2 separate regions of the Homo sapiens genome follow, and region 1 is linked to region 2. The links are chromatin loops, found by intact Hi-C in ENCODE. Cell type or tissue: CD14-positive monocyte. All regions are shown on one strand. Each heading gives the region's core, and the rest is flanking DNA. Links, peaks and the distances in the headings are about the cores only.

The links. Peaks named below come from ENCODE experiments on the same cell type or tissue, not always from the same donor. Only the 100,000 strongest peaks of a DNase experiment are listed, where the experiment ranks them.
Region 1: it touches region 2 in a loop (5-fold over the local background); 13 of 110 quality-filtered maps call a loop at or near these places.

What each region holds. Positions count from the first base shown.
Region 1 is chr11:113,319,063-113,331,006 of GRCh38, forward strand. TTC12 (tetratricopeptide repeat domain 12) reads left to right here. Exons shown (of 22, transcript NM_017868.4): 3 at 4,226-4,389; 4 at 4,932-4,953; 5 at 5,543-5,620; 6 at 6,462-6,583; 7 at 10,858-10,917. Among named protein-coding and RNA genes, the nearest start is that of TTC12, 10 kb to the left of the region's middle. In CD14-positive monocyte, for the core only: no CTCF peak of the experiment used is centred there; no DNase peak of the experiment used is centred there.
Region 2 is chr11:113,878,537-113,890,480 of GRCh38, forward strand. No RefSeq gene overlaps it. Among named protein-coding and RNA genes, the nearest start is that of USP28, 8.9 kb to the left of the region's middle. RefSeq lists enhancers at 3,693-4,479, 6,838-7,624. In CD14-positive monocyte, for the core only: no CTCF peak of the experiment used is centred there; no DNase peak of the experiment used is centred there.

The sequences.
Region 1 (11,944 bases), core at 2,053-10,052, 560 kb before region 2:
TTACAGTGGAAAAGGTTGGCAAACACAATTTCAGATAGATGATCAAGGTTAACCTCCTGATAAATCACACTGATGGCATGCATCCCTGATACGCCATAATGTGCCATGGTCTTTTTCCCCAAATCCTGTAACTCCAGTCTAACCGTGAGAAAAATACCAGATAAACCCAAATTGCAAGGTATTCTATGCAAACTCATAGAATGTCAAGGTCATCAAAACTGTCAAGGTCATCAAAATAAGGAAAGGGTGAGAAATTGTCGCAGCCTAGAGAAGCCTAAGGAGACATGACTAAATGTCGTGTAGTGTTCTGGATGGGATCCTGGAATAGGAAAAGGGCATTAGGGAGAAAAAACAATGAAATTAGAATAAAGTGTGCAGTTGAGTTAATTTAAAAAAAAGTTAATTAAAAGACATGAAAGAAGAGCTAAATAAATGGAGACGTATTTAATCCTAGGAAGACTTATTTGGTAAAAATGTCAATTTTTAAAATATTCTATGCAGTAAATACAATTTAGATCAAAACCCGCAAAGTAGTATGTACTAAAATTCAGCAAGCTGATTCCAAAGTTTACGTGGAAGAGCAAAGGACCAAGAAGAGCCAAGAAAACTCTGCAGGAAAAAAAAAAAAAGCAGGACAACTTTCCCTACCTGACATTCAAGATTTATTATAAAGCCATAGTAATCAATGCATGGAGGTTTTCGTGCTGGAAAGGACAATCAGGGGAAAGGAATGAAGAGCCTGGAGAAGATTTGCACACATAACAGGGATGATGAGACACATTGCTGGCAGGGACTTCTCAACAAATAATGCTCCTGCCCTACGTGAAAGTCAACTCTAGGTGAATTACATACCTTAGTAAGAAAAAAACTTTAAAACTTTTATAAGACACCATAAGAGAGTATATTTATAACCTTACTGACACAAAAGACCTAAATTGTAAAGGAAAAGATGGTATATTTAACACACTAAAATTAAAAAGAAAATCTCTTCAACAACATATTCCATAAAAACAAATGAAAAGACAAAGAATACCCAAGGGGAAGATGTTTGGAAATACATGTAACCAGTCCAGAATATATACAACTGATACGGGTAGGAGATGGGAATAGTGGATAGAAGAGGGTGGTTCCCTGGCAAAGACCCCACCCTCAAGCCGGGAGATCTGCAGCGCTAAGTGGAAACAGGCATTTCTGTTTTCGTGCCCAAAAAGTTGCCTTTTGGCCTGCCATGCTCCCCTATCCTGTGCCCATGTAAACTCTGAACCCCAGGCTCCAGAAGCAGACGAGCAGGTGAGATGAGGACACAAGCAGACAAATGGCAGAACGACACAGTAGAGAAAAGAGGAGGAATGTCTGAACGCCGAGAGGAGTTTGGCTGGGAGCAGCCAGAGGGGAGTTGGGCCACTGGATGGCCAGGCTCCAGGGGAAGATCATCTTTCCCCTCCATTCCCCCTTCCAGCTCCCCATCCATCCCACTGAAAGCCACCTCCACCACTCAGTAAAACCCCACATTCATCCTTTAGTCCTGTGTGTGACCTGATTCTTCCGGGGATGCTGGGCAAGAGCTCGGGATACAAAAAGCTGTCACTTCCCTCTGCCCTTGTGAAAAGGCAGATGTCCGTCAAGCTGGTTAACAATCAAGTCGTCCGCAGATGGCAGGGCTAAAAGGACACGCTGTAACACGTGCCCAACTGGGCTCCTGCACTTGTCCGTCTGCGTTCTCCCCCTCCCCTCAGGGGTTTGAGCAGTGGTGGTGACTAAACAGGCAAGCCACACCCCTGTCGCATGTCCTGCGAGGGGGATCAGAGAACTCCCCTGTTTCACAATCAAATCAACCAGGCATGGTGGTGTGTGCCTGTAGTCTTTGCTACTCAGGAGGCTGAAGCAGGAGGATCGCTTGAGCCCAGGGGTTCAAATCGAGCCTGGACAACATAGCAAGACCATCTCTTAAAAAAAAAAGAATTTTTTAAAAAAGAAATTATATTAACTAATAAGAAAGAGACAATGACCCAATAGAAAATTGGCCAAGGATAGGAGTAGGCTCTTCGTAGAAATCCAAATGGGTGCAAATCAATAAGAAGATGCTCAATTCCAATCAAATTCAGCGAAATGCAAATTAAAACAATGAGATACCATTCCCATCCATTACATTGACAACAATTAAAAAGTTTAACCCAGCAAGTGATGATAAGAATGTAGAAGAATGGGAACTTCCTCTTGTACTCTTTTGTAGGAGTAAAAATTGGTACAGCCATATCCTGAAGGATATGTAACATGTGCACAAGGAAATATGTACATACAGGTATTCAATTCAGCATTTATTTACTTTAGAAAAAACTGAAAAACCACCTGGCTATCAATAAGAGAATGGATTAACTATGGTATATATAATGGTTTAAATGAATCAACTGGAACCATGTGTATCAAGAACACATCTCTAAAGCATCTTAAGAGAAAAAAGTAGGTTGCAAATGAATGCACATTTTATACAACTATTTTAAAAAATTGTTTAAATATTACATACACAAATATTCTGGTAGATTGCAAGAATGGTTACAAATTCCTTTCTTCCCATCAAGAGTGGAGCCTATTTCTCTGCCACTTGAATCTGGGTTGGCCATGTGTGTTGCTTTGGCCAAAAGGATGTTTGCAAACATGACACAAGCAGAGGCTTGAAAAGTGCATTTGAATTAGGGCTTGCACTCATACCACTCATGAGAAAGTAAGACACACTTACCCGGGTTGCTTGCATTTCTCAAGCCAACAGCCAGCAGACTTTCTAAAGCAGAGCCACTTAGATGACTGACAGTTGACCATGGATATATGTGTGAGTCCAGCTGAAACCAGAACTGGCCAGCTGAATTCAGCTCAAATTGTTGACATAGATAATTGTAAACTAAGCCACAAAAATGGTGGTTTGTTTCAAACCACTAAGTTTTGATGTGGTGTGTGATGCAGCAAAATCTAAATGATACAAATACTAAGTATTAAAGCATGCTGGAGAAAAGATACCATCAACTTATAAATGGCATAGAAACAAAAATATTATATTACTTTCGGTATGCTTGAAATATTGTACAATTAAAAATTTATAATTTCCTTGAAGACTCAGTGGGAAATGAAGAAATTAGAACAGGAAAATGAATTAAGAAGTTTAATTGTGAAGGGGAGGAGACAGAGCATTAGGAGAGATTTAAAGTACATAATTTAGAAGGAAGCTGGTCGAATGGAATAGGTTGAAAATATTGCGCAATAGGATTATTAATTGGTGATGCAGCGTTCCTGATTATGCAAAATATGACAATGGAATCCTGGGCCCAGGATGAGGGACTAACCTTACAGAAGAATGGGCACCTTTTCCTGGTAGTAAGGAAGGATGGATGTAGGTATAGGCAGTTTTGTAGTTTTAATAGCAGGAAGTCGATGGCATCTCTTTCCTCTCTGAATTGATAAATAAGGGCATCTTTTTGAGATGGTCAGGTTTAGATTGCAAACTGTTAAAAGTCATTGGGGGAGTGACAGGATATCTTGCCCAGGATAACAAGGATTGCTGGGCATCACTGAAGGTCCAGTTGAGTTTGAGTTTGGACCAGTCCCCCAGGCATCTATCTGTCTCCCTCAGTACATAGCATTCCTAATGCAGACTGGTAGAATTGGGTAATTGGAATTATGTAGAGCTGGAATTTTGTCTGTTAGGTGAGATAGCAGGGCAAGGGAGTTGAGTATATGGGCAGGATGGCTGCTGAGTGATTGACCATGGAATCTAAGCTGGATAAGCAGTAAAGTGAAGACAGGTGAGGATAGGGTTAAGGGCTGCTGTTTTGCGATTTTGAGCTGCCTGTACTTACATGTTTGTCTCCCACACAAGTTCATAAACTCTTCAAAAAAGGATCTTTTTTTATTCATCATTGTTATCTATAGCATCAGCATAATATCTAACTCATAATGAGCTCTCCATAAATTATTGTTGAATTGAATAATGGCTTAAAACTCTGTTCCTTAAAGCTAATAGCTATACTCACCTGCAACTTTTTCTAGGCAAAAAAAAAAAAAAAAAAACCTGTTGTTAATTTTTTCTCATTGGTTCTGCTTGCTCTATTTTGCTTTCTATTGCTCTATTTTTTTCTTTAAGATCTTTCCCATGCATTTTATGCACCATCCTTTCTAGTGAATAGAGTCTTTTGAATATCTTGTTTGATTAAGTCACACCTGATTTCTTCTCTAGCCAATTTAATTCAGGAGATGAATTCTGATGACCCAGTTGTGCAACAGAAAGCTGTCCTGGAGACAGAAAAGAGACTACTGCTTATGGAGGAAGACCAGGAGGAGGATGAATGCAGGACCACCTTGAACAAGACTATGATCAGTCCTCCACAAACTGCTATGAAGGTTTCTTTTTCTATTGAGAAGTTATATAAGTACTTACAGTGAGAAGACCTACACCTAGGCAGTAGTTTAATCTCAAACTGTCCAGCAAGGCTGAAATGGTCTTTTGTTTCTTAGATTTATTTTTTATAAGAAAGTATAAAATTTGATTTTTTTTTTCCTTTGATCTTTCTGGGTTATCTTTAAACAACCCTTTGGATCTATTTTAATGGAAATTTCCCCTCTCCACCCCCTGAGCTTGTGTGATATATTTAAGCTGTACCTTTAAGGTAATGTATTCTAACTCATTTCCAACTCATAAGCCACAGCTGAGGTCCCTTGACCTGGGCAGCCTTGTTTTGCAGACTCGGTCCCATAGCAATTGTGCCCATACTCAGATCTCCTGATTTAAAGCAAGCCCCATGAATTCTGAGCCCTTCAGTTTTGATGGTTAAAAGAAATGACCTCTTGTTTGTAATTGATTTGCCTTCTTGGTTTATATACATATAAATTAGAGTGGTTTTTGAAATTTGTTTCTTTGTTTTTATGGTAACCTACGTCTACAGAGTGCAGAAGAAATAAACTCAGGTAAGGACAGCATCTCTCTTCCCAATTTTCATTCTTTATATAGGACCAGTTTTGATTGATTGTAGCTCCCAGACCCTTAAATTATTGCCTTTGAGCTTACAAACAACCTGTGAACAAAAACCTACTGATCATCCCATTCTGTTACTAGTGATCAGCGGGAATGTCCCTGAGAGGTTTTTCTTTATTTTCTCTTGGTCAACCTTTTGTAAACTCAATTCAGTTATTCTGTATCATCCAATTTACCCTGTTCAAGGGATCCAGATAGTTTCTCTGTTGCTCAGCTCAGAAGCTCATTATGCTAAACGGAACAAAAAAATCTCTCTTCAAAGAAAAACTCTTTTAAAAGACATAATTCAAATTTGAAGCACAGTCATAGCCATCATGTGTAATAATGCATCACACAGATTACCATTTAATGTCAAATGAAGAAAATGTCATTTTAGTTGCCTCAGAATGGTGTGTGTGCGTGTGTGTGCCTGTGTGCATATGCATACGTGTGGCTCTAAAGTAACACTTCGAATTTGAGCTAAAGAACTGATTATAGTATTTGGATTTTTCTTTTTAATATCTGAAATTACCCTGCTGTCAGAGGCCTTCTTGGCATCTGTGGAGAAGGATGCAAAGGAACGAGCCAAGAGAAGAAGGGAAAACAAAGTCTTGGCGGATGGTAATTGTCAGTCCTTACTTTTCAATGGCTGGGATGATTTGTGCTAGAAAGAGCACACGAAGGCCTGTATGCTGACATTTGAGGACATCTAGATTCCCAGTGGTGAGGTTTGTGATGGGCTTGAGGCAGTGGGACCTGGCCAGAAGGAAATCATTGATGGTCTGTTCTCTGTTCCTGCTGCAACAAGCAGAGGGTAGGATACACCTACCTCCAGTGAAACCTCTTTCTGAAGCTTCCCTGTGCACTTAGCAGAGCAAAGTGAATTGTACTAAACAATGCTCAGGAAGTAGTGGGGGGTGAGAGTGAGCTGCCACTGGCTAGCCTAAGGCATAGATGAAGAAGTGGAAAAGAAAAATAAAACAGCTGTGAGATAGGAGAGGAGACATCAAGGAAAAGGAAGGGATGGGATTGTGTATGTTGCAGGGAGATACATATGATAGAAGAATGTTTTCACTTTTATTTTATACCACCCAGGGCTGTGTGTGCTGCAGGTCTGAATGATTCCATATTTGTTGGGAAAATTAATTATTTGACCCTCTTTATGAGACACCGAATGCACAGATTTGGTCTCTGTGGCAAGCTTAGTATGGTTCTCAGCCTCAATGCAGAAACATTTACTTTTTCTGAGAATCTACTTAGAAGACATGGGTGGATTTGGAGGAAAAAAAATACTTGAAGAAGCTGGTCCTGAAGTATCTGCAGAAAAAAACAAGTGTCAAGTCCCTTTAGGATCGATAGAAGTGAAGACCTTCGAAATAGAATTGGAAAATCGGGGGAATAAAGTCTGAGAGATTTTCTGATGTGTGGTGAGAGCTCACCTGTGTAACTTATATTCCCATAGCCCTAAAAGAAAAAGGGAATGAAGCATTTGCTGAAGGCAATTATGAAACAGCTATCCTGCGCTACAGTGAGGGTTTGGAGAAGCTGAAGGACATGAAAGTGCTGTACACCAACCGAGCCCAGGTCAGTGAGGCAGGGATGTATCCATGGGGCTTTCTCAGGGAATAGTTGCCACTAAACTTGGGAAAACAAAGATGAGGCTAGATGTTGGGCTGGGAAATGTTTATAAGAACTGGCTCTTGTTTTAAGTGTGGGAGGAGCTGACTTATACACAGCATTTACCAGTTTCCATGATGCAAATATTCTCACCATGATCTAATTTGGAATCACTGCAGGAGGACTTGGGAAGAGCTGTCCATTATCAGCTCTCTCCATAGTATAAGTCAGCTCCATCATATCACTGATGGTGACCATGCACTTGTCCCTGTGGATAAAGGAGAAAACTAGTGGAATGAAATGACCTATGGGACCTTAGAATTCTGCTACCAACATATTTCTTCAGCCTCCTTTTTTGGTACTAGTCTTAACTCCTAGCGGATGCCCACCTGTTAGTTTCTCATTCATTGTATCAGTCTCTCTTTAAGATTCTGCGACAGGGATAAAGTGGATAGCCAATGGTCCTGGAGCCAATTTCTTGGAAATTTTGGGTTTCTGAAGGTTTTTATGCATTAGTATATGTCACAAATGAGCTCAATTTCCTGGAACACCAGGTAAAAACCACCCAGATGTTTATTTACTACTTAATGAAGGGATAGGCTGATAGCTCTCAACTGAAACAAAACCATCACCTGTGACCTTATCTTTGAAAAGTAGTTTAGTTTTTGTGTGGTAGAGTTCTCTGCTGGACAGGCCTGAAAAATTGGCAGATTCATGGACATGATTACCCCATGGTCAGAATATGTCAGCAGGACCTGTGTGAGGTGGACTTGATGCCCTGTCATTTGCAAGAGGGAGAGGCTCAGCAGAGTCCTCATCAGCTCTAATTTCCCTAACTCGAGTTTAAGAATGTCTGGCTCTGGGATGTTGAGGAAGAGGACTGGAAGCAAGAAACAGGACATTCGGAAGCCGAAACATATGGGGAGTGACAGTGACTTAATGATAAATAAATCCAAGCAGTATAATCTCACTAGTTTAGCAATTTGGATATGTTAGACTAGAGTTGAAGTGTCATTTAAACTATCCCAATTTTGGAGAAAACTTGTTATAAGGAAGTGAATCGGTAAAAAAGATGGCCAGAGGTTGATTTAGCAGTACATTGCATTACCCGAACAAGATTATAAACTTTTTGAGGGCAAAAACTGCCATATACTTTTTCCCCTAATGCTTTATTTATAGCAGATGTTCAATAAATCCTTTTTTAGTTACATAACGTTAAAAGCACAATAAGTCCAATTAAGGGAGTTAAGTTTCTGTTGACAATTCAGAGGCATCACTTAAATGCAAGCAATTAATAGAATAATTATAGTTCCTTCTTATTTATTACCAAATTTGGTCTCTAAAAACATCTGCCTACTGATGCTTATTCAGTTGTGTTACTCTGAAATTATTTGAAAGCAACAAAATTGAATTGCTTTAAAAAAGTTATATAATTTCAGACATATCTAATTCAGACTGTCTATACTCTGATTCATCTAAATTATATTTTCACTGCACTCATTTTTAAGCAGCACTTTGATTAGTTCTGAAGAATCACATTAAGAATGAATGTGGATAAATATAAGGAAATGTAATGAAAAGGTTTGAGGGAGTGATTCCTCTCAGCTTTCCCAAGGAGAAAGCTTATGCAGAGACAAAATAATGGACAATGTGCTCCCTGGTGTTACAAACCGTTTGAACCATTGACTATTTTTAAAATGCTTCCCCTGTATGCATGCAGTGTCAGAAAACACTTAATAAGGACCCTGTAAATTGAGTGTTGCTTGCTAGAGAGAAAACCTAACCTTTCATTGCTTTGTTTTTCCCCTGGAGTTAATGTTATGATCAATAGATTGCCGGTATAATTTAGATAAATCTGGAGTTTAATTGCTGTTTGGAAAAAGTAGTTCCTTTTTAAAATGTGCAAAAGCAAAAGAGATTGAGGAAGTTATAGGGTGTTTAATCCAAGCCTTAAGAGAGAAAGAAAAAAAAAAGTAAAAGGCTGTGTAGAGAAATTGTTGGAACCCATAAAGACTTCTTCAGAGTCTGCATGTATCCTAAATAATAGTGCCATGAAATCATGGCCACAGCTGTCTAGAATGATGCCAGCTTCCTCTTCACATCCTCTAATTTTCAAATGAAACCTGAGACCCTGGAGAAAAGGATGATGCTTTACAGAACAGATAGCTCAAAGAGTCGTCTTCTCTAATTAGTACAGAACATGAGTTAATGAAAGCACCACTCGCAGCTTCCTTGCTATGGGAGCCAAGAGCGGCATGATTTCAATTCATTTGCTGGCTGTTGCCTACTCCCTCCTCACTTGGGTTGGATACTTGGATTCCCTGTGAGTTGCAACATTGACCCCACAATTGGCTTGTCCATGTAAGTATCTCATGAGGTTCGTTGTTAAGATTGTGTTGCAGTGCCCTGGTACAGTTTTGATCATGGACAATCCTATGTGTAGTACTGGCTTTATTATTGGTTGCTGATGGAACCCTGGAAAAGCCACCACTCCTGGTGCTTGGCTATCCTTTCGTACAAATGGGATGATCGATGCTGCCTCTCAGGGAGCTTTCCAGAAGAAGAGTGCTTCAGAGTTACTTAGTGCAATTTGATAAGACTTTATTGACCACTTACTGTGTCCAGTAATTAATAGAGAGGTTATAGTAGCCATTGTGCTTGTTTATAGTCTTTCATTTGTTTATATTCCTCTAGTCCTTAGAAACATTGAACTAAGTTCTCAATCAGTTCAGTTTGAATGGATCACGGAATTCTGAGTCAATTCTTGATTTTCAAGATTTTCCCCAATTCTAGGGGATTCTAAAAGAGTGCCCCAGGCATTTGATACTAAGGCTTCATGGTGATGCTCTGACTCTCATATGTCACTCTACTTCTTTCATTTTTTTTTTCTGCTGTGCTCGGGAGGACAGAAGCAGAGCTTTATTATCTTTTGATAACAGCGTTATTGAGATATAATTCACATACCATACAGTTCACCCTTTTATAGTACACAATTTAATGGAATTTTAGTATAATCACAGAGTTGTGCAACCATCACAATCAATTTTTGAACATTTCATCATCATCCCCCAAAAAAGCTCCATCTTCAACTGTCAACTCCCCCAATCCTCCCATTACTACTCCCAGCCCAAGATAATCACCAATCTACTTTTTGTCTCTATACCTTTGTCTGTTCTGGACATTTTATATAAATGAAATCATACATTTGTCCTTTTATGACTGGCTTCTTTCATTTATCGTAATGCTTTTAAGATTCATCCATGTTATAGTATGTATCAACTCCTCTTCATTTCTTTTTATTGCTGAATAATTTTCCATTGTGTGGATATACCATATTTTATGTATCCCTTCATCACTGATGGACATTTGGATTGTTGCCTTTTGACTATCATGAATAATTCTGCTATGAACATTCATGTGTAAGCATTTGTATGGATGTATATTTATATTCTTCTTTGGTATATACCTAGGAGTAAAATTACTGGGTCATATGGTAACATATTTAACCTTCTGAAGAACTTCCAGGCTATCTTCCAGATGGGCTGTGCCATTTTAATGCCCACCAGCAGTGTATGAGAGCTCTAATTATCTGTCTTTTTTATCCCCTTTATCATTTGGTGTTTTTCTGGAACATTCACAGCAGGGTAGACTCCAGAATCCAGCTCTTCCTTCTTGGATGTGGCTAGTGAGCTGGGTATTTTCTCTGTCCCTCTAGATCCTTCCCTGCTTTGTGCCCTGGAGGGCTGACCTGTGTGGACTGGCTCCTTGGCTTCCTAGCCCTCTAGCTTCCATTTGCATTCAGCCAATAAAATGAGAAGGAAGGAGGAAAAGTGAGATTGGGGTATTTATTCTCCTGGCCTTCGGCTCTGGTGAAGGCCTCAGCTCATGTCAGGCAGTTCTTTTCGCAGAGCTGTCCTCCCACATTTTGTTCATTGCTCCCTCCTTCTGCCCCTTCCATTACAGCAGTGGTAATGGCTGTCCACTGTTGCTAGCCCTGCGATTCTGTAGCATCCCTTGTCAGGTTCCCTAAGCCCTGCCTTCACCGTGGAAGAGGTCCCTGTATTCAACTCTCCTCAGTTGCCCAGTGCAAGTGTGCCATCTGTTTCCTGGCAGGACCATGACTGATCCAGGTAGGGGATAGTTCTCGCTGACATTCTACTGTTCGAATGTTCTTTCTGTGTGAACTGAAAACTGCCTGATGCAGAATTGTGTGTGAATATCAGCTGTTGGTTTCATTACAGGCTTATATGAAACTTGAGGACTATGAGAAGGCACTGGTGGATTGTGAGTGGGCTCTCAAGGTAAGAGGGTATTTCTTTTCCCACATGATAGTGTTGGGCTGAAGTAGATAGAAGGCAGCTGCCAGTGTATCAAGATAGGAAAGGGTATAGCCTCTGTAGCCAGAGCTTCAGTTTCCTCATCTGTAGAATGGGATAGAATAGAATTGTTAGGAGGGTCACGACAATGCACAGAAAGTGCCTAGTTCCTAGAAAGCAATCCAGGGAGCTGCTGCTATTGAAGTTTCAATGTCTTATTTTACTTCAGCTCCTTCTTTACTATTGTGTTATCAGACACTTGGTTCTATGTGGTAGTGGAAATGCCTCCTTCTGTCTTCTAGAGCCAGCCATTGGAGCTTATTTCTGCAATGCTGTTCTTCCTTGTCAGTTTGTGTTTTTTCCCTCCAGCCCTAGTAATTTGGAAATATAACATCCTCTATTTGTAGAGGAATAATCAGAAGAAAGAATTCCTATTTTTCAACTTTAGTCAGGCCTTGAGCAGATAAAATAATTCTACACATGGCATTTCCTCTGAAATCTGCCAAAATAGATGGTCAAGGATGCATAGACATAAAGACTATTGGTGGAAATGTTAAGAGTTACTAAAAGAGAAATAATACGATCACTTTTTAGGGACATGACCAAATATTTAAGTAACCCTTAATCCACATTCCCCTAAAGTACTCTGTCACGGGGGTTTTAACTAAGTAACCAAAACTAGTGCTTCTCAGACTTCTGCACTATGCTGCTAACAGCAGAGGAGAATGAACATGAGCCCCTCGAGAGGGACTAGAAGCAGAAAGCATGAAATTTCTTTTAAGATGTGTGTTTTACCTGAAAAACCTTGTTAATTTTGCACAGCACTTCATAAAACTTATCTTTGTTTTGATATAACAGCATGATTTTCAATAACTTAGAATCAAGTAAAATTGAGGTACCAGGAGAATGTGCCAGGTTTATCCTGTGGCTTCAATTCTTGGGTACAGCACACCTACCCTAGCCTAATGAGTATGTCCCAAAACAAGAGGACACTTCCCTAGCAGCATACTGG
Region 2 (11,944 bases), core at 1,615-9,614:
GGGCAATGTGGCAAAACTCCATCTATACAGGAAATACCAAAAAAAAAAAAAAAGTATTAGTCCGTTTTCACGCTGCTGATGAAGACATATCCAAGACTGGGCAATTTACAGAAGAAAGAGGTTTAATTGGACTCACAGTTCCACATGGCTGGGGAGGCCTCAGAATCATGGCGGGAGGTGAAAGGCTCTTCTTACATGGCAGCAGCAAGAGAAAATGAGGAAGAAGCAAAAGTGGAAACCTCTGATAAACCCGTTGGATCTCATGAGACTTATTCACAATCACAAAAATAGCACGGGAAGACCGGCCCTCATGATTCAATTACCTCCCCATGCGTACCACCCACAAACACGTGGGAATTCTGGGAGATAAAATTCAAGTTGAGATTTGGGTGAGGGCACGGCCAAACCATATCATTCCACCTCTGGCCCCTCAAAATCTCAGGTCCTCACATTTCAAAAGCAATCATGCCTTCCCAACAGCCTCTCAAAGTCTTAACTCATTTCAGCATTAACCCAAAAGTCCGCAGTCCAAAGTCTCATCTGAGACAAGGCAAGTCCTTTCTGCCTATGAACCTGTAAAATTAAAAGCAAGCTAGTTATTTCCTAGATACAATGGGGGTACAGGTATTGGGTAAATACAGCAGTTCCCAATGGGAGAAATTGGCCAAAACAAAGGGGTTACAAGGCCCAAGGAAGTCCAAAATCCAGCGAGGCCGTCAAATTGTAAAGCTCTAAAATGATCTCCTTTGACTCCAGCTCTCACATCCAGGTCACACTGATGCAAAAGGTGGGTTCCCATGGTCTTGGGCAGCTCTGCCCCTGTGGCTTTGCAGGGTACAGTCTCCCTCTTGGCTGCTTTCATGGGCTGGCATTGAGTGTCTGCAGCTTTTCCGGGCACACAGTGCAAGCTGTCGGTGGACCCACCATTCTGGGCTCTGGAGGACAGTGACCCTCTTCTCACAGCTCCACTAGGCAGTGCCCCATTAGGGACTCTGTGTGGGGGCTCCGACCCCACATTTCCCTTCCATGCTGCCCTAGTAGAGGTTCTCCATGAGGGCCCCACCCCAGCGGCCAACTTTTGCCTGGGCATCCAGGTGTTTCCATACATCTTCTGAAATCTAGACAGAGGTTCCCAAACCTAAATTCTTGACTTCTGTGCACCTGCAGATTCAACTTGGAAGCTGCCAAGTCTTGGGGCTTCCATCCTTTGAAGCCACAGCCCGAGGTGTGCATTGGTCCCTTTCAGCTATGTCTGGAGCATCTGGGACACAGGGCACCAAGTCCCTAGGCTGCACACTGCATGGGGACTCTGGGCCTGGCCCACAAAACCACTTTTTCCTCCTGGGCCTCCGGACTTGCGATGGGAGGGGCTGTTGTGAAGGTCTCTGACATGGCCTGGAGACATTTTTCCCGTGGTCTTGGTGATTAACATTAGGATCCTTGCTACTTACGCAAATTTCTACAGCTGGCGTGAATTTCTCCCCAGAAAATGGGTTTTTCTTTTCTTTCTTTCTTTTTTTTTTTTTTTGAGGCGGAGTCTTGCTCTCGCTCTGTTACCCAGGCTGGAGTGCAGTGGTGCAATCTTGGCTCACTGCAACCTCTGCCACCCAGGTTCAAACCATTCTCCTGTCTCAGCCTCCCAAGTAGCTGGGACTACAGGCACCCGCCACCACGCCTGGCTAATTTTTGTATTTTTGGTAGAGATGGGGTTTCACCATGTTGACCAGGATGGTCTTGATCTCTTGACCTCGTGATTCACCCACCTTGGCCTCCCGAAGTGTTGGGATTACAGGCGTGAGCCACCGTGCCCAGCCAGGTTTTTTTCTTTTTTATCACATTGTCAGAGTGCAAATTTTCCAAAATTTATGCTCTGTTTCCTTTTTAAAACTGAATGCTTTTAACAGCACCCAAGTCACCTTTTGAATGCTTTGCTGCTTAGAAATTTTTTCCACCAGATACCCTAAATTATCTCTCTCCAGTTCAAAGTTCCACAGATCTCTAGGGAAGGGGCAAAATGCCACCAGTCTCTTTGCTAAAACACCTTTGCTCCAGTTCCCAACAAGTTCCTCATCTGCATCTAAGACCACCTCAACCTGGACCTTATTGTTCATATCACTATCAGCATTTGCATCAGAGCCATTCAACAAGTGAGGTTGGGTGAAGGCACAGCCAAACCGTGTCCAAAAATTAGCCAGGTGCAGTGGCTTGTGCCTGTAGTCCCAGCTACTTGGGAGGCTGAGGGAGGGGAATCACCTGAGCCCAGGACGTTAAGGCTGCAGTGAGCCCAGATAGCACCACTCTACTCCAGCCTGGGTGATGGAGTGACACCCTGTCTCAAAAAAAAAAAAGAAAAAGAAAGACCACCAGACCTCCTATACCCTTATCTCTGAAAGAGATGTGTACAGGCCCTTTGGTAAATGTAGGCCCTGAGTTTTGATTAAACCTCTTTCTGCTGGATGGTTCTAAACAGCGCTGCAGATCTAATAAATATAATTAATTTGGGGCTAGATGTGGTAAATCCTGTTAGCCTCCTTTAACTTCCACTCGGTGCTGGACATGGTAATCAGCTAGACACACCCTGTCCTACCACAGCATTTAATGAGCAAGTCTACATCAGTGCTTGGCCATCAGTTGGCAAGTCTCACAGTGATCAGATATCAAAAGTGGATATCACGGAACATGTGCTGTCACCACAGAAAATCCCATCTCATTCCTCTAACGGGCTTATACATGAAGGCTCTAGAATAATTCTATTATTAGTCAATAATCATTTCAAGAGTATCCAGGGGAGAAAATAATATTGATAAGAAGCAATAATAAATAATTGGTGTGTTTAAACAGGGAATAATTTGCAGCGTATTTTCCCAGAGAGGAAATTGATTTTTTTTTCCTTTTTCCTTTTCCTGGAAAACCTTTTGTCCCAATGCTAAGTTATTTTTATTTTTTTATTTTTTTCCTGAGACGGAGTCTTGCTCTGTTGCCCAGAGCTGAAGTGCAGTGGTGTGATCTCAGCTCACTGCAACCTCCACCTCCCGGGTTCAAGCAAGTCTCCTGCCTCAGCCTCCCGAGTAGCTGGGATTACAGGCATGCGCCACCATGTCTGGCTAATTTTTGTATTTTTAGTAGAGACAGGGTTTCACCATGTTGGCCAGGCTGGTCTTGAACTCCCCGCCTCGGTCTCCCAAAGTGCTGGGATTACAGGCATGAGCCACTGCGCCCAGCCTATAAGTTATTTTCTGAGTCAATGGATTTCTCTTCTGATTTACTGCAAACCCAAAATATAATTTATATTATAAAATGATCTTGTTTGAATGATTGAATTCTTGTGTGGATTGAGGAGCTAAGTGACAATGAAGGGAAAATGTTGGGAAAAGAATAGAGAAAAGAAGAAATAAAGAAACATGCACTTATGTTTCTTCTCTGCTTCACTCTTGTAAATGTTTTTTGCCAGTGGCTTCTGAGCAGCTGGGTTTGAAAGCCGCAGGCTATGGCTGATTGACAGGTGTGACTGGTCTTTAAGCTATGGATTCCTTTCCAGGAATGATTAGTCAGAAATGTCCTTAAGGGCCAGCTCCTCAGCAGCTAGGAAAATGGCCTTTGGAGGATAAAACACAGATATTTCAGTAATAACCCCTAGATTAAAAAGTTCACTTATTTAAGGTTAAATTACAGGTGTTAAGAAAATGTTTCAGAAAAGGATCTATGGTTGGTTGAAAAATAAATGGATTTCCAACCTGCGTCAAATGTGTAATGCAGGCAATGTAGTGTGTGGAGAATTGAAATAGCTTTTGGTAAAGTTAATGAGTTCATTTTAGAAGTACAGTTAACTAGGCCGGCGTGGTGGCTCACGCCTGTAATCCCAGCACTTTGGGAGGCCAAGGTGGGTGGATCACGAGGTCAGGAGATCGAGACCATCCTGGCCAACATGGTGAAACTCCATCTCTACTAAAAATACAATAATTAGCTGGGTGTGGTGGCGTGTCCCTTATAGTCCCAGCTACTCGGGAAGCTGAGGCAGGAGAATCGCTTGAACCCTGGAGGCGGAGGTTGCAGTGAGCCAAGATCGCGTCACTGCACTCCAGCCTGGGTGGCAGAGCAAGACTATGTCTCAAAAAGAAAAAAAAAAAAAGAAAAACAAAAGAAAAGAAGTACAGTTAATGAGTATACACAGGGGATTGATTCCAGGACCTCCACCTGACTCTACTATAACAAAGTCTGCACATACTCAAATTGTGAAGTTGACCCTGCAGAACCCACGTATAGGAAAAGTCAGCCCTCTACATACTCGGGTTTCATAATCCTTGAATACTGTTTGTTTGTTTGTTTGTTTTTGAGACAGGGTCTTTCTCCGTTGCCCAGGCTAGAGTGCAATGGCGGGATCACAGCTCACTGCAGCCTCGAATTCCTGAGCTCAAGCGATCCTCCCAACTTGGCCTCCCAAAATGTTGGGATTACAAGTGTGAGCCATTGCACCCAGCTTGAATACAGTATTTTTGATCCATGTGTGTATTTTGATCTGCATATAAGTGGATCCATGCAATTAAAACGCACGTGGACTCTATTTGGCTTTGGTATTCAGAATATGAACTCTCCGTGGCTGACATATGTACTTCCAGCACCTTGAGGGGGCTGAGGTGGGAGGATCACTTGAGGCTAGGAGTTCCAGACCAGTCCAGGCAATATAGCAAGATGCCATCTCTACAAAACCTACAGAAATCAGCTGGGTATGGGTGGTGCACACCTATAGTCCCAACTACTCCAGAGGCTGACGCAGGAGGATCACTTGAGCCCGGAAATCAAGGCAGCAGTGAGCTATGATTATGCCACTGCACTCCAGCCTGAGTGACAGGGTGAGACCCTGTCTCTAAAAAAGAAAATAATAATTTTATTGATCTGGTACTTAACTCTGGAAGAAAAGAGAACTATTATTATTATTTATTTCTTTATTTTTGAGATGGAGTTTCGCTCTTGTTGCCCAGGCTGAAGTGCAGTGGCGCGATCTCAGCTCACTGCAACATCCGCCTCCTGGGTGCCAGCAATTCTTCTGCCTTAGGCTCCAGAGTAGCTGGGATTATAGGTATGTGCCACCACGCCCAGTTAATTTTGTATTTTTAGTAGAGACAGGGTTTCTCCATGTTGGCCAGGCTGGTCTCGAACTCCTGACCTCAGGTGATTCCGCCCCCCACCACCGCCTCAGCCTCCCAAAGTGCTGGGATTACAGGTGTGAGCCACCGCGCCCAGCCTGAGAACTATTTTTAATTGGGAAGCTGAAGTTCGGGGATCACTTGAACACGGGAGTTCAAGGCTGCAGTGGGCCAAGATTGGGCCACTGCACTCCAGCCTGGATGACAGAGACAGACCCCATCTATAAAAGTAAATAAAATAAAATAGAACATTTTTAGAGGAAGTAATAGCTAACATTATCGAGCACTTAGGTCAGGTGGTTCTCTGAGTACTTTGCGCATAGGAACTGACTTTATTCTCACAATACCCTATAAAGTAAGTGCTGTTAGTATTACAGTTGTACCTGCTTTACAAGTGAGGAAACCACCACAGACAGATTAAGTAATTTGCCCAAGGTCTTTCTAAAACAGCACTCTAAATCAAGCATTTAAGCTCTATCTTTCTGTAGCCCAAGGTTAAAGATAAGGAGATTCAGGTTTAGAGAAACCCTAATTGGGAAAGATGAATAATTAGAGAGAAAACTGCCTGCAAAGATTTATCTGGCCAGGTGGCAAGGTGGCTCACGCTTGCAATCCCAGCACCTTAGAAGGCTGAGGTGGGTGGATCACCTGAGGTCAGGAGTTTGAGACTAGCCTGGTCAACATGGTAAAACCCTGCCTCTACTAAAAATACAAAAAGTAGCCAGGTGTGGTGGCGGGGGCCTATAATCCCAGCTACTCAGGAGCCTGAGGCAGGAGCATCGCTTCAACCCAAGAGACGGAGGTTGCAGTGAGCCAAGATTGCATCATTGCATTCCAGCCTGGGAAACAGAGCGAGACTCCTGGGGGTGGCACTGCAGCTGAGTTGACAAAGATAGGGAAAGCTGAGGGGAAAAATGGGAGTTTTAGCACTGCTAAGTTTAGCTTAAAGCTGCCTCCTTACATACTTTAAGTTCAGCCCAAAGGTTTCTCCATACACAGTAGACCATAACTAACTGGATATGTAAATAGGCTGTTACGTACTCTTTTTTTTTTTTTTTTTTTTTTTGAGAGGGAGTCTCACTTTGTGACCCAGGCTGGAGTGCAGTGGTGCGATCTCAGCTCACCACAACCTCTGCCTCTCTGGTTCAAGCGATTCTCCTGCCTCAGCCTCCTGAGTAACTGGGATTACAGGTGCCTGCCACCATACCTGGCTAATTTTTGTATTTTTAGTAGAGACGGGGTTTCACCATGTTGGCCAGGCTGGCGTTGAACTCCCGACCTCAGGTGATCCACCCACCTCGTCCTCCCAAAGTGCTGGGATTACAGGCATGAGCCACTGCCCCCAGCCTGTTACCTACTCTTGTACCAACCAGATAGTTTCAGAAATCACAGGCAGACAACTGTTCAAATCATGTTCAAATAAGGCAAACGCCAAGCTGCAACCAATCCAGCTATTTCTGTACCTCACTTCCCTCACTTCTGTTTTCTTTTCTTTACTTTTTTTTTTTTTTTTTTTTTTTTGCGACAGAGTCTCACTCTGTCACCCAGGCTGGAGTGCGGTGGCACAACCTCGGCTCATTGCAGCCTCCACCTGCTGGGTTCAAGCAATTCTCCTGCCTCAGCCTCCCAAATAGCTGGGATTACAGGCATGCCCCACCACACTCGGCTAATTTTTGTATTTTTAGTAGAGATTGTATTTCATCATGTTGGCCAGGTTGATCTTGAACTCCTGGCCTCAAGGGATCTGCCTGCCTCCTTGACCTCCCAAAGTGCTGGGATTACAGGCGTAAGCCACAGGGCCCAGCCTCACTTCTGTTTTCTGTAGGTCATTTTCCTTTGTTTGTTAATAAATGTTATCAAGGCCGGGCCTGGTGGCTCACGCCTGTAATCCCAGCACTTTGGGAGCCTGAGGTGGGCAGATCACGAGGTCAGGAGTTCAAGACCAGCTTGGCTAACATGGTGAAACCCCATCTCTACTAAAAATACAAAAATTAGCCGGGCATGGTGGCACACGCCTGTAATTTTAGCTACTGAGAAGGCTGAGGCAGGAGAATTGCTTGAACCTGGGAGGTGGAGGTTGCAGTGAGCTGAGATTGAGCCACTGCACTCCAGTTTGGGCAAAAGAGCAAGATTCCATCTCAGAAAAAAACATAATAAATAATAAATAAATAAATATTATCTGATCAGGTAGCAGCCCTGGAGTTACTCTGAACTTTTTCTGGTTCAGGGTACTGTCCAATTCTCAAATTGTTCTTTGCTTTGTTAAACGCTGTTAAATTCGTCTAAAGTATTTTCTTTCAACAGCACTCAATCAGAAGACTAGTTACAATTACAGCAACCACAGGTTCCAGTTTGCCTGGGGCAATCTGATTTTCCCTTGTTTTCCCGGTATGCTTATCAGTAACTCCTCCTTTCTCAAATTTCCAGATTTGAATGATAAAGCAGTTTCATCTTAAACTTAAGCAAAGGTCCTAGAGAATATTGACATTGTATTCCCAAAAGTCTTCCCCCGCCCCCCACCCCCTGCCCCCCCCGCAACCCGGAGGTGGAGTCTCACTCTGTGACACATGCTGGAGTGCAGTGGCACAATCTTGGCTCACCACAACATCTACCTCCCAGGTTCAAGCCATTCTCCCACCTCAGTCTCCCGAGTAGTTGGGATTACAGGCGCCTGCCACTACGCCCGGCTAATTTTTGTATTTCTAGTAGAAGTGGGGTTTCACCATGTTAACCAGTCTGGTCTCAAACTCCTGACCTCAGGTGATCCGCCTGCCTTGGCCTCCCAAAGTGCTGGGATTACAGGTGTGAGCCACCGCACCTGGCCCCAGAAGCCTTATAGATACAGCAAAAATGCAAATTGTGAGCCAAGTCTGAGAAATATGCTTTATTAACAAGCACTGGTTAATCTGTTTCTAAAGAGCACAGATGGGAAACAGAGGGCACCTCCCTGAGAGTGGATGGGATCATTTATTGCCATAAGTTTCATTTGCTTAAAGGACTGCAGCTTTTTCACTTTTGTAAAGGATTGTAAACCAACAACTATTGGCATTTAAGATTAGGATTTAAGGATGCCAGATGGCCATCCCTTGGGAGATAGAGATGATGTGGAGTTGGAAGAAGAGACAGTATTTGATGGCCCCTGCCAGAGGGGTAAAATGCTAAGGACTGAAGTTGAGTGGGTCTTTTTTGTTTCCATTTGTGAGGAGAGTTCAGAATTTCAGACCTGAGATGGCCGTGGAAGAACTCTGAAGTCCTGGAATCATTGTTTTTTTTGTGGTATTTGTAGTCTCCTATACTTCTCCAGGAGTAATCCATAGCAAGAAACTTAAAACCAAAGGAACAGGGTGCTTAATATAAAGACTGTTTGGACTTTTCCACCATTTTTTGTGTAGAGAGGGTGTCAGTTGCTCTAAGGAGAACAAGTATTGAAATCTGGAGCCAGCAGATCAGAGAATTAGTCTATGCAAATGAAGACTTTCTGGTAACAAAGAATAAAAAGCTTTAGAAAAGGACTTCAGGGCAGGGCGCAGTGGCTCACGCCTGTAATCCCAACCCTTTGGGAGGCAGAGGCAGGTGGATCACCTGAGGTCAAGGAGATCAAGACCAGCCTGACCAACATGGTGAAACCCCGTCTCTACTAAAAATACAAAAATTATCTGGGAATGGTGGCGGGTGCCTTTAATCCCAGCTACTTGGGAGGCTGAGGCAGGAGAATCGCTTGAACCTGGGAGGTGGAGTTTGCAGTTAGCTGAGATCAAGCCATTGCCCTCCAGCATGGGTGACAGAATGAGACTCTGTCTCAAAAAATAAAAACAAAAATACAAATAAATAAATAAATAAAATAAAAAAGAACAGTACTTCCGCTTAAAATTGCTAGCCATAGGCCGGGCACAGTGACTCCTGACTGAGGTCAGGAGTTCGAGACCAGCCTAGCCAAGATAGCGAAACCCTGTCTCTGTTAAAAATACAAAAAAATTAGCTGGGCGTGGTGGCGATTGCCTGTAATCCCAGCTACTCAGGAGGGTGAGGTAGGAGAATCACTTGAACCTGGGAGACGGAGATTGCAGTGAGCCAAGGTCGCGCCATTGCACTCCAGCCTGGGCAACAAGAACGAGACTCCATCCCTAAATAAATAAATAATAAATAAATAAATCAAATTGCTATCCATGGGCCAAGCACAGTGGCTCATGCCTGTAGTCCTGGCACTTGGGAAGGCCGAGGCAGGTGAACCAGACCAGCCTGGTCAACATAGTGAAACCTCATCTTTACTAAAAATACAAAAATTAATCAGGCGTGGTGGTGCATGCCTGTAATCCCAGCTACTCTGGAGGCTGAGCCATGAGAATTGCTTGAACCCAGCAGGCGGAGGGTACAGTGAGCTGACATTAGGCCACTGCACTCCAGCCTTGGTGACAGAGTGACACTCTGTCTCAAAAAAAAAAAAAAAATGCTAGCCATGTTATTTAAAGTGGAGGAGTCTCAACTTTTATTTCCTCAGCTTTGTGGAAAGATGAATAGTATTACCAACAACTCTTCTATTATACTAAATATTCTTATTTCATTGGCAAGACAGAGAACGGAATGATGGCAAAAACCAACCCTATCTGACTTGATCATGATGAATCTGAATGATCTAGTTATGAGCTTATCTGAAGAACATAATGAAAATATTTTGAACGTTATGTGTTAGCACTTGAATACTTTTTAATTTTAATTTTAACTATGTTTTTTGGTAGAGACAGGGTCTTCCTATGTTGCCTAGGTTAGTCTTGAACTCCTGGCCTCCAATGATCCTTCCACCTCTGCCTCCCAGAGTGCTGGAATTACAGGCATGAGCCACTGTGCCAGCCAAGTTTTTTTTGTTTGCTTTTTTTTTTTTTTTTTTTTTGACGGAGTCTCGCTCTGTCGCCCAGGATGGAGTGCAGTGGCGCAATCTCGGCTCACTGCAAGCTCTGCCTCCCGGGTTCACGCCATTCTCCTGCCTCAGCCACACGAGTAGCTGGGACTACAGGTGCCGGCCAACACGCCCGGCTAATTTTTTGTATTTTTAGTAGAGACAGGGTTTCACCATGTTAGCCAGGATGGTCTCGATTTCCTGACCTCGTAATCCACCCGCCTCGGCCTCCCAAAGTGCTGGAATTACAGGTGTGAGCCACCGCACCCAGCCTGGCCAAGTTTTAATTATTAAATTTAAAGAAAAAAACTAAATATGCATTGCTCAAACTGGAAAGAGTAAAGAGCCACTTTTCTATCACTTTGAGGACACTACTGAATAAGCATACACATTCAGAGCAGATTCTGGGGATTGCCAGAGGGATTTCTTGGAACAAAATTTGTTTAACAAACATGACACTTTTGTATCATATGAGAAAAGCTATGACATATCTCTTGCCTTTTCTACCCATGTACACAGGTGTCTTATTCCATTTGTGTTGCTGTAACAGAAATGCCACAGACATGGTTACTTATAGAGAAAAGAAATTTATTTCTGACAGTTCTGGAAGTTTTTGTCCAAGGTTGAGGTGTTGGCATTTTGTGAGGGTCTTCTTGCTGAGTCATCTCATGGCAGAAGGCAAAAATTAAAAGGAGCTCACATGAGAGCAAGAGTGGACAAGAGGGGCTTACCTTGCTTTTTATCAGGAACCCACTCTTGTGAAAATGCCATTAATCCATTCATAAGGGCAGAACCCTCATGGCCTAATCACTGTCACTCAGGCTGGAGTGCAGTGGCCCAATCTCACTGCAACCTCTGCCTGCCAGGCTCAAGTGAGGTTCCCACCTCAGCCTCCCAAGTGGCTGGGACCACAGGTGTGTGCCACTACATCTAGCTATTTTTTTTTGTATTTTTTTGTACACATAGGGTTCACCATATTGCCCAGGTTGGTCTTGAACTCCTGGGCTCAAGCGACCCACCTGCCTTGGCCTCCCAAAGTACTGGAATTACAGATGTGAGCCACTGCACCTAGCCTGTCCCATCTGGGTGAGCCACTGCACCCAGCCATTACCATCACAATGGCAATTAAATTTCAACCTGAGTTTTGGAGGGGACATTCAAACCATAGCAAGATGTTGGGGGTCTCTGTGTTGGTTTTCATAAAAACTAAAAATCTAGGCCAGGCACGGTGGCTCACGCCTGTAATCCCAGCACTTTGGGAGGCCGAGGCGAATGGATCACCTGAGGTCAGGAGTTTGAGACCAGTCTGGCCAACATGGAGAAACCCTGACCAACATGGCGAAACCCTGTCTCTACTAAAAACCCAAAAATTAGCCAGGCATGGTGGTGTGTGCCTGTAATCCCAGCTACTAAGGAGGCTGAGGCAGGAGAATCACTTGAACCCGGGAGGTGTAGGTTGCAGTGAGTGGAGATCACTCCGTTGCACTCCACCCGGGGCAACAAGAGTGAAACTCTGTCAAAAAAACAAAAACAAAAACAAAAAAACCCTAAAAATCTAAGCCACTTTATTGATATAATGCCTCATCTGTGTCTTGAACTCCTGGCCTCAAGCAGTCCTCCTGCCTTGGCCTCCTGACGTAAGTGCTGGGATTACAGGCATGCGCTACCATGTCCAGCTGAGACCTCATCTTCATCTTTAACTGAGCTATAAAGAGCTTATTTTCCCTTTTCTAAATGACAGATTGAAAATAGTTTTGTTGGGCCAGGCACAGTGGCTCAAGCCTATAGTCCCAGCACTTTGGGAGGCCGAGGGGGGGCGGATCACGAGGTCAGGAGTTCAAGACCAGCTGGGCCAACATGGTGAAACCCCGTCTCTACCAAAAATACAAAATTTAGCTGGGCGTGG